2 separate regions of the Homo sapiens genome follow, and region 2 is linked to region 1. A link is a loop called in an ENCODE intact Hi-C map of the cell type or tissue named here. Cell type or tissue: endothelial cell of umbilical vein. All regions are shown on one strand.

Evidence for each region. A loop is a pair of places that touch in the nucleus more often than their neighbours do. Peaks named below come from ENCODE experiments on the same cell type or tissue, not always from the same donor. Only the 100,000 strongest peaks of a DNase experiment are listed, where the experiment ranks them.
Region 2: a loop joins it to region 1, with 4 times the contacts of the local background. A loop is called at or near these places in 5 of 110 quality-filtered maps.

What each region holds. Positions count from the first base shown.
Region 1 is chr13:40,556,001-40,561,000 of GRCh38, reverse strand. FOXO1 (forkhead box O1) reads left to right here. Exons shown (of 3, transcript NM_002015.4): 2 at 141-1,492; 3 at 1,967-5,000. The coding sequence ends at 1,478. Among named protein-coding and RNA genes, the nearest start is that of LINC00598, 77 kb to the right of the region's middle. In endothelial cell of umbilical vein, no CTCF peak of the experiment used is centred here; DNase peaks (open chromatin) are centred at 2,130 and 3,866; H3K27ac peaks cover 2,734 bases.
Region 2 is chr13:40,501,624-40,506,623 of GRCh38, reverse strand. No RefSeq gene overlaps it. Among named protein-coding and RNA genes, the nearest start is that of LINC00598, 23 kb to the right of the region's middle. In endothelial cell of umbilical vein, no CTCF peak of the experiment used is centred here; a DNase peak (open chromatin) is centred at 2,333; H3K27ac peaks cover 3,588 bases.

The sequences.
Region 1 (5,000 bases):
AGCCATTAGGACTGTTCAGATGGAAATCTGTAGCACACACTCTTAAGATTTTTTACTTGTTTTCCATGTAATACATGTAGAATAGGAAGTTTTGCAAGCAGAGAAGTATTGTACTTCTAATAAGATGTTTTGCCTTACAGAATTCAATTCGTCATAATCTGTCCCTACACAGCAAGTTCATTCGTGTGCAGAATGAAGGAACTGGAAAAAGTTCTTGGTGGATGCTCAATCCAGAGGGTGGCAAGAGCGGGAAATCTCCTAGGAGAAGAGCTGCATCCATGGACAACAACAGTAAATTTGCTAAGAGCCGAAGCCGAGCTGCCAAGAAGAAAGCATCTCTCCAGTCTGGCCAGGAGGGTGCTGGGGACAGCCCTGGATCACAGTTTTCCAAATGGCCTGCAAGCCCTGGCTCTCACAGCAATGATGACTTTGATAACTGGAGTACATTTCGCCCTCGAACTAGCTCAAATGCTAGTACTATTAGTGGGAGACTCTCACCCATTATGACCGAACAGGATGATCTTGGAGAAGGGGATGTGCATTCTATGGTGTACCCGCCATCTGCCGCAAAGATGGCCTCTACTTTACCCAGTCTGTCTGAGATAAGCAATCCCGAAAACATGGAAAATCTTTTGGATAATCTCAACCTTCTCTCATCACCAACATCATTAACTGTTTCGACCCAGTCCTCACCTGGCACCATGATGCAGCAGACGCCGTGCTACTCGTTTGCGCCACCAAACACCAGTTTGAATTCACCCAGCCCAAACTACCAAAAATATACATATGGCCAATCCAGCATGAGCCCTTTGCCCCAGATGCCTATACAAACACTTCAGGACAATAAGTCGAGTTATGGAGGTATGAGTCAGTATAACTGTGCGCCTGGACTCTTGAAGGAGTTGCTGACTTCTGACTCTCCTCCCCATAATGACATTATGACACCAGTTGATCCTGGGGTAGCCCAGCCCAACAGCCGGGTTCTGGGCCAGAACGTCATGATGGGCCCTAATTCGGTCATGTCAACCTATGGCAGCCAGGCATCTCATAACAAAATGATGAATCCCAGCTCCCATACCCACCCTGGACATGCTCAGCAGACATCTGCAGTTAACGGGCGTCCCCTGCCCCACACGGTAAGCACCATGCCCCACACCTCGGGTATGAACCGCCTGACCCAAGTGAAGACACCTGTACAAGTGCCTCTGCCCCACCCCATGCAGATGAGTGCCCTGGGGGGCTACTCCTCCGTGAGCAGCTGCAATGGCTATGGCAGAATGGGCCTTCTCCACCAGGAGAAGCTCCCAAGTGACTTGGATGGCATGTTCATTGAGCGCTTAGACTGTGACATGGAATCCATCATTCGGAATGACCTCATGGATGGAGATACATTGGATTTTAACTTTGACAATGTGTTGCCCAACCAAAGCTTCCCACACAGTGTCAAGACAACGACACATAGCTGGGTGTCAGGCTGAGGGTTAGTGAGCAGGTAAGTTCACCCCAATATCAAAAGACCTTTTGAAAAATAGAACTTAAAAGCGAGGAACACAGTAACTTGCCATGGTTAGCACATCTTTGATGTCAACTGACTGTCCCTTGCAGAGAGGGATCTTTTATCATTCATTCTCTGTCCTTTTTGCAGCTTACAGTTTTCCTTCTGAGCTTACACAGAAGGAAGCTTCCTTTAACTGCTTTAAAGATTTCTTTTTGACAGTTCGATGGCTGCATCTTTTTAGTAGCTCTTCAATAAATGAATACATTTGATATAAATCAAATGCTGAAGGGTTTTTTGTAAAGTAGAATTTTCCCCATTGAATGATTTTAGAGCTGTTTGAGAAAGCTCTAGCTTTTTGCCCCTAAGTATGTCTGTCACTCTTAACATGTTAAGTTGAATTGATTTTAATTTGGCTATATTTTCATTGTGTGTGTATGTGTGTGTGCGTATGTATGTGTTTTTTCCTAGGTTACACTTAAAAGTACTTCAGATTGTCTGACAGCAGGAACTGAGAGAAGCAGTCCAAAGATGTCTTTCACCAACTCCCTTTTAGTTTTCTTGGTTAAAAAAAAAAACAAAAAAAAAAACCCTCCTTTTTTCCTTTCGTCAGACTTGGCAGCAAAGACATTTTTCCTGTACAGGATGTTTGCCCAATGTGTGCAGGTTATGTGCTGCTGTAGATAAGGACTGTGCCATTGGAAATTTCATTACAATGAAGTGCCAAACTCACTACACCATATAATTGCAGAAAAGATTTTCAGATCCTGGTGTGCTTTCAAGTTTTGTATATAAGCAGTAGATACAGATTGTATTTGTGTGTGTTTTTGGTTTTTCTAAATATCCAATTGGTCCAAGGAAAGTTTATACTCTTTTTGTAATACTGTGATGGGCCTCATGTCTTGATAAGTTAAACTTTTGTTTGTACTACCTGTTTTCTGCGGAACTGACGGATCACAAAGAACTGAATCTCCATTCTGCATCTCCATTGAACAGCCTTGGACCTGTTCACGTTGCCACAGAATTCACATGAGAACCAAGTAGCCTGTTATCAATCTGCTAAATTAATGGACTTGTTAAACTTTTGGAAAAAAAAAGATTAAATGCCAGCTTTGTACAGGTCTTTTCTATTTTTTTTTGTTTATTTTGTTATTTGCAAATTTGTACAAACATTTAAATGGTTCTAATTTCCAGATAAATGATTTTTGATGTTATTGTTGGGACTTAAGAACATTTTTGGAATAGATATTGAACTGTAATAATGTTTTCTTAAAACTAGAGTCTACTTTGTTACATAGTCAGCTTGTAAATTTTGTGGAACCACAGGTATTTGGGGCAGCATTCATAATTTTCATTTTGTATTCTAACTGGATTAGTACTAATTTTATACATGCTTAACTGGTTTGTACACTTTGGGATGCTACTTAGTGATGTTTCTGACTAATCTTAAATCATTGTAATTAGTACTTGCATATTCAACGTTTCAGGCCCTGGTTGGGCAGGAAAGTGATGTATAGTTATGGACACTTTGCGTTTCTTATTTAGGATAACTTAATATGTTTTTATGTATGTATTTTAAAGAAATTTCATCTGCTTCTACTGAACTATGCGTACTGCATAGCATCAAGTCTTCTCTAGAGACCTCTGTAGTCCTGGGAGGCCTCATAATGTTTGTAGATCAGAAAAGGGAGATCTGCATCTAAAGCAATGGTCCTTTGTCAAACGAGGGATTTTGATCCACTTCACCATTTTGAGTTGAGCTTTAGCAAAAGTTTCCCCTCATAATTCTTTGCTCTTGTTTCAGTCCAGGTGGAGGTTGGTTTTGTAGTTCTGCCTTGAGGAATTATGTCAACACTCATACTTCATCTCATTCTCCCTTCTGCCCTGCAGATTAGATTACTTAGCACACTGTGGAAGTTTAAGTGGAAGGAGGGAATTTAAAAATGGGACTTGAGTGGTTTGTAGAATTTGTGTTCATAAGTTCAGATGGGTAGCAAATGGAATAGAACTTACTTAAAAATTGGGGAGATTTATTTGAAAACCAGCTGTAAGTTGTGCATTGAGATTATGTTAAAAGCCTTGGCTTAAGAATTTGAAAATTTCTTTAGCCTGTAGCAACCTAAACTGTAATTCCTATCATTATGTTTTATTACTTTCCAATTACCTGTAACTGACAGACCAAATTAATTGGCTTTGTGTCCTATTTAGTCCATCAGTATTTTCAAGTCATGTGGAAAGCCCAAAGTCATCACAATGAAGAGAACAGGTGCACAGCACTGTTCCTCTTGTGTTCTTGAGAAGGATCTAATTTTTCTGTATATAGCCCACATCACACTTGCTTTGTCTTGTATGTTAATTGCATCTTCATTGGCTTGGTATTTCCTAAATGTTTAACAAGAACACAAGTGTTCCTGATAAGATTTCCTACAGTAAGCCAGCTCTATTGTAAGCTTCCCACTGTGATGATCATTTTTTTGAAGATTCATTGAACAGCCACCACTCTATCATCCTCATTTTGGGGCAGTCCAAGACATAGCTGGTTTTAGAAACCCAAGTTCCTCTAAGCACAGCCTCCCGGGTATGTAACTGAACTTGGTGCCAAAGTACTTGTGTACTAATTTCTATTACTACGTACTGTCACTTTCCTCCCGTGCCATTACTGCATCATAATACAAGGAACCTCAGAGCCCCCATTTGTTCATTAAAGAGGCAACTACAGCCAAAATCACTGTTAAAATCTTACTACTTCATGGAGTAGCTCTTAGGAAAATATATCTTCCTCCTGAGTCTGGGTAATTATACCTCTCCCAAGCCCCCATTGTGTGTTGAAATCCTGTCATGAATCCTTGGTAGCTCTCTGAGAACAGTGAAGTCCAGGGAAAGGCATCTGGTCTGTCTGGAAAGCAAACATTATGTGGCCTCTGGTAGTTTTTTTCCTGTAAGAATACTGACTTTCTGGAGTAATGAGTATATATCAGTTATTGTACATGATTGCTTTGTGAAATGTGCAAATGATATCACCTATGCAGCCTTGTTTGATTTATTTTCTCTGGTTTGTACTGTTATTAAAAGCATATTGTATTATAGAGCTATTCAGATATTTTAAATATAAAGATGTATTGTTTCCGTAATATAGACGTATGGAATATATTTAGGTAATAGATGTATTACTTGGAAAGTTCTGCTTTGACAAACTGACAAAGTCTAAATGAGCACATGTATCCCAGTGAGCAGTAAATCAATGGAACATCCCAAGAAGAGGATAAGGATGCTTAAAATGGAAATCATTCTCCAACGATATACAAATTGGACTTGTTCAACTGCTGGATATATGCTACCAATAACCCCAGCCCCAACTTAAAATTCTTACATTCAAGCTCCTAAGAGTTCTTAATTTATAACTAATTTTAAAAGAGAAGTTTCTTTTCTGGTTTTAGTTTGGGAATAATCATTCATTAAAAAAAATGTATTGTGGTTTATGCGAACAGACCAACCTGGCATTACA
Region 2 (5,000 bases), 54 kb after region 1:
TGGACACATGAGATGAAGGATGCAGGTCCTGCTGTCAACACACGTGCATTCCAGTAGAGGAGAAACCAACACACAGACACCAATGTCTGGCTCCTGACCTGATCTGAGGGCAGGAAATGCTTCCTAGGACTCTCGGTGGCTTGGTTGGTTGGCTCATCAGTTGACTGCTTAATACCTTCCTTTACCTGATCTACATGTTTTGCCCTTTAATCCAAGCTATTCTTACATCCTCCTTTGGAGATAGATATGTTCTGTAATCCTGTCTTTATAAAGCCCCTTAGTATACACCACATATTTAAAAATACCTACTGTGCACAGATCAAGGCTTCAATAACATAAAAATGCAAGAGGTTGAGACCACAGCAAATGAGCATTTAAAGGAAGGCAAGAAGGAACTGTTTAATGAAAGAAAAAAAATGGCAAAACAACTTGAAACGACTTAGAGTGAGAACCTAACCTTTATTCATAAACACCTACAGATGCTTATGACTGTCAGTAGTCAACATTCAGGGATGCTTGGATTTTGCCCTTTCATCCAAGCTATTCTTACACCCTCCTTTGTAGAGAGATATATTCTGTGATCCCAGAAAGCCCCTTAATACATACCACATATTTAAAAATGCCTAAATGTACAGATCAAGGCTGCAATAACATATAATGAAAGAAAAGGATGGCAAAACAGAACTTAAAACAAGTTAGAGTGAGAACCTAGTGTTTAGTCATAAACACGTACAGATGTTTATGAACGTTAGCAGTCAACATTCAGGGATGCTTGTTCAGCCAGTAGGTGCCGGGTAATGGAGCTGATTGCTCATCAGCTACATCTGTTCTGATTGACAGAGTGGATTTCCAATAAAGATAATCAAAGCCTCGGCTCAGGCTCCTTCACCTTCACAGCCATGTGAGGGTCCAGTAAACTGTTCACATGCTTATAGGTTTTTGTAAAATTTATACAAGTAAGATAAATGATCTATAATTGGTTAAGACCACAGTCTCTTTCTAGTGCGATTTCCTCTCCAATATACTCCCTTCTTGAATTGGTGACTGCAGGCATTTTTGGGATCAGAATAAGGGAAGCGGAGTCAAGCAGACATTTAGTTTGGATTAGAGGTATATATTTATGAGGTTCACAGTTGCTTCTGTGTATAGTTAACTATTTGTAGCCACTCGTGTGAGTAGTTTACAGAAATGCTTCTAATGCCGATTGTGCTGACTCAACCAGTTCCATGACTGAGCTGAGGTGAACAGGCATTTAAGGACCTGGCACCAGAAGTGTGTGGGTAATAGAAGATGATCAAGGTTTGACATGGAAGGGGCCAGAAGCTATTCTGTGACAAATTCTTCCCATCATCAGATATGTAAAATTTTAAGCTGAAGATTCAACTGTCATCAATGCCTTGTCAAAATATAAGCTGTCTCTTGTCCAGTATATACTTGATAATGCAGCCTACGAAACTGTAAATGCACCGCAGAAAGAATTATTTTCATATCTTTCCATAGGAAATCCATAGAAATATTCAGATATTAACAAGTAATCTGTAACAAAAAATTCAATCATAAAAGCAGTAACAGATAAAGAAGATAAAATCTTTGAAAAGAAGTAATGGATACACTCTTGAATTCTTGGCAATCAAATTAATGAAGAGGTATGAATCTAGTCACCCCAGAACCCCAGCGAAATGGGCCCCAGTCCTGAGTCTGTGCTCTAGGGGACCCAGTTATAGCTTTCCTCCTTGTTCCATTCCAAGGGTGCGGAGTCCCTGGGGAGTGAGGAGACACTTGCCTGTCAGTGGTGTTAGCCTTTGGCAGTTTTGACAAGAAGTCTACACCTGTTTCTCCACACTGGAGCCTCGTATCTGGAAAGCACATTCGGGAAAGAAATTTGTAAATCACACTGGAGAGAGAGTAGCAAACCAGAACATATAGCCAGTGTATTGGAGAAGGCCAGATGGTAGAAAACCAAGTGCAATTTTGTGACATGTAAAAAGTAGCCACCCACTTAGGCTACCCCACAGGAACAAGGGAGAGCCAAGTGCCTCAGAATAATAGGTTGAAGAGGAAGTTGGCTGGAGAGAGAGGCCCTTGGAAAGAAGAATGCTGTTGAGATGGGTGGATCTTGGCTGGCAAGGCCCTGAGGGTGACAGGCCATGGCTCTGCCTTCCAGAGCCAGCAGGAATGTGTGGTGACCCTTGTATCCTGCCCGCCTGCCTGGCTGAGGCTGCAGCCAGACTACGAACTAAAATGAAAATATCCTTCTAAGGGTATTTCAGGTTCAAAATCCAGTTGGCTAGTGGGAGGAAAAGGATATTATCTGATGACAGATAGTGGTAGCCAGTGTCTGATGGTTACTCATAGAATCAACATAGGCTGGGAATTCCAGGGAGGTGCATTCCAGAAAGCCTGCATCCTAGTACTTGACTCTGGTTTAGGGAAACAATGGGGTGTCATGGAGGGAGTGTGTGTGTGTGTGTGTGTGTATCTGTGTGTTCCTGTGTGTGCTGAACATTCATCTCTAGTCATGATGTGACTGGAGTTAGAAGGTCATTCCTCCATTCTTCAAAAGCTTGGGGATTCCTGAGAACACTAAGCTCAGGAGGATGATGTTTGCTTTTCCTCAACTCATGTTGCAAATATCTATGGTGAGCTTGCTCTATACCAGCCATTTGTGCTAAGAACTGGAATGTAAAGATAGAGGAGATAGGCTCCCTCCCTTTAGGATTCTGAAAATTTAACAGGGGGCTTACAGAATTATGTTCTGATAAAGAATGATCTAGCAGAAACTAGCAGCTACTCGTTAATTCTCTGGACGTCGGCATTGGCTGAGTTATGTTGGATGACTTTTGGACTGGGAGCAAAGATGGATGTTTGCAGTAAGTTAATTTTGGGCTATAAGACCTTCTGTCTCATAACAGATCTATTTCCATTTCGCTCTACTTTTCAGCACATCAGTTTCGGCTACTCACAGCCTCGTAGGTCCCTGGATGAGTATAAGTACAAAGAGCATTCAGTAAGGTCACTACTCTCTGTTGCTCCTCTTGTAACTGTCTTCTAAGTATAAAGCTGACCAGTGGCTCCTTCCAAATTGGTCCATTGCTGTATGGGTGGTAAGGATGGCTCATCTACAGTAATGGCCCTTAATCTGGGGACTGAAGCACTAGCTGTTGGGAGCCAGAGTCCATTGTGTGCATTGGTTGACCCTGAGAGCTAACCTGCTGGTTCTGCTGTAGAAACCTATGCTCTTCACTCAAGGAAGCCATTTGGGCCAAAACAGTAGAATGTTTTCAGGGCTGTAATGTGAGTAAGTTATGAAACAAATGGCAGTGAAGTCAGTGCTTTGTCTTCTTCCAAAGAAGAAGAAACATGAAAGCTATTCTATGCTTTAAAGTTTAATGGTTTGCAGCAATAGCACAGAACATTCCTACATTACGAGGTATGAGCCATTCTGTATGATAATAAACAAGAGTAGCTGACATGACTCCATGTTTGGTGAAAAAGGGAGGATATCCCAGAACAAAGAACCAGAGAAGTGGATAAAATTCCATAGAAAGTTGCCATTGAGGGTGATGGTGACGTGGGATGTCATAGAGGGGAGGGTGTGTGTGTGTGTGTGTGTGTGTGTGTGTGTGTGTAGTTGAGCATTCATCTCTAGTCCTGATATTTAGCTATAGTGTTGCCCCTAGGAACTTGGAAATTAAAGGAGCAGAAGTAAGACTATGATGGTTGTAAGCTTCTCATCCAATGGGACTGTGGCCAGCCCCTAAGAAACAACTAACTTAAGCATAGGAGCAACCAGCGAACAAATGTCCAGGCAAATGGATGCTTCCTTGTGCCTCCTTGCTTTCTAAACTAGTTAGTTTGCATTATTTGTATAGTTAAAAGATAATGCTTATGTTATGCAATTTGCTTGTAGTTTAGAAAAGTGATTATACTGATAGTTTTTCCTGGATATCTTTAAATCCATTGTTATACTTGACAAATACCTCTCAAATCTCTCAAACATTCTTCCTAAAAAGAACTGTGAACATCTCTCAGTGCCTTGGGCAGGTCTTTGAATGTAGCAGGCGATTGGAAGTTTGCGGTTGTTGATGGCTGATGATGATGATGATGATAATGTTTTATATGCTCACTATGCACGAGGTTCTTTATCCTGCACTTGGCTTTCATGAAGTCATTTCATTGCCAACACTCTGAGTCAGGTGTTGGCAATAAGAGGATAAGTAACTAGTCTGTGTCCACATGGTGCATGAGTGGCTGAACTGGGAAAGGGACCCTAGTGTTTCAGACTCTAAAGTCTAAGCTCTTAATTGCTCCACTGTACTGATTCCATGATACTCATGAGCACTGACTACCTGCTACTCCTCTCCTTACCAGATATAAGTCAAACCATATAAATAAACCAGATGTTTTTTCCCTAGACAAAGATGCTATTATTGCTCGAGAAGATGAATATCAGAGATTTTTATAAAAGCAAAATTGGGAATCCGGTTTTCTTTCAATGGGATATTTGCTGCCAGGTCCTGGGAGAATATATTTTTTCTTTTCATTTTATTTTTAGTTGACACATAATAATTGTACATATTTCTGTGGTACAGGTGATATTTCAACATATGGTGTGCAATACTCAAATCAGAATAGTTAGCGTTTCCATCACCTCAAACATTTATCATTTCTTTGTGTTGTGAACATTCAAAATCCTTTCTTCTAGCTTTTGAAAATAACACTAAATTATTGTTAACCGTATTCACCCTACCCAGTGCTACAGAACACTAGAATTTATTCCTCCCATCTGGCTGTAACTTTGTGTCCATTAGCCAACCTCTCCCTATCCTCCCTTCCCCACTACCATTCCCACCCTAATCTCCACAACTCTACTCTCTGCTTCTCTAAGCTCAATCTTTTTTTTTTTAAATATGGAATTTATTTTTCTGTGCCTAACTTATTTTACTTAAAATTATGTCCTCCAGGCTTATTCACATTGCTGCCAATGACAAGATTTCATT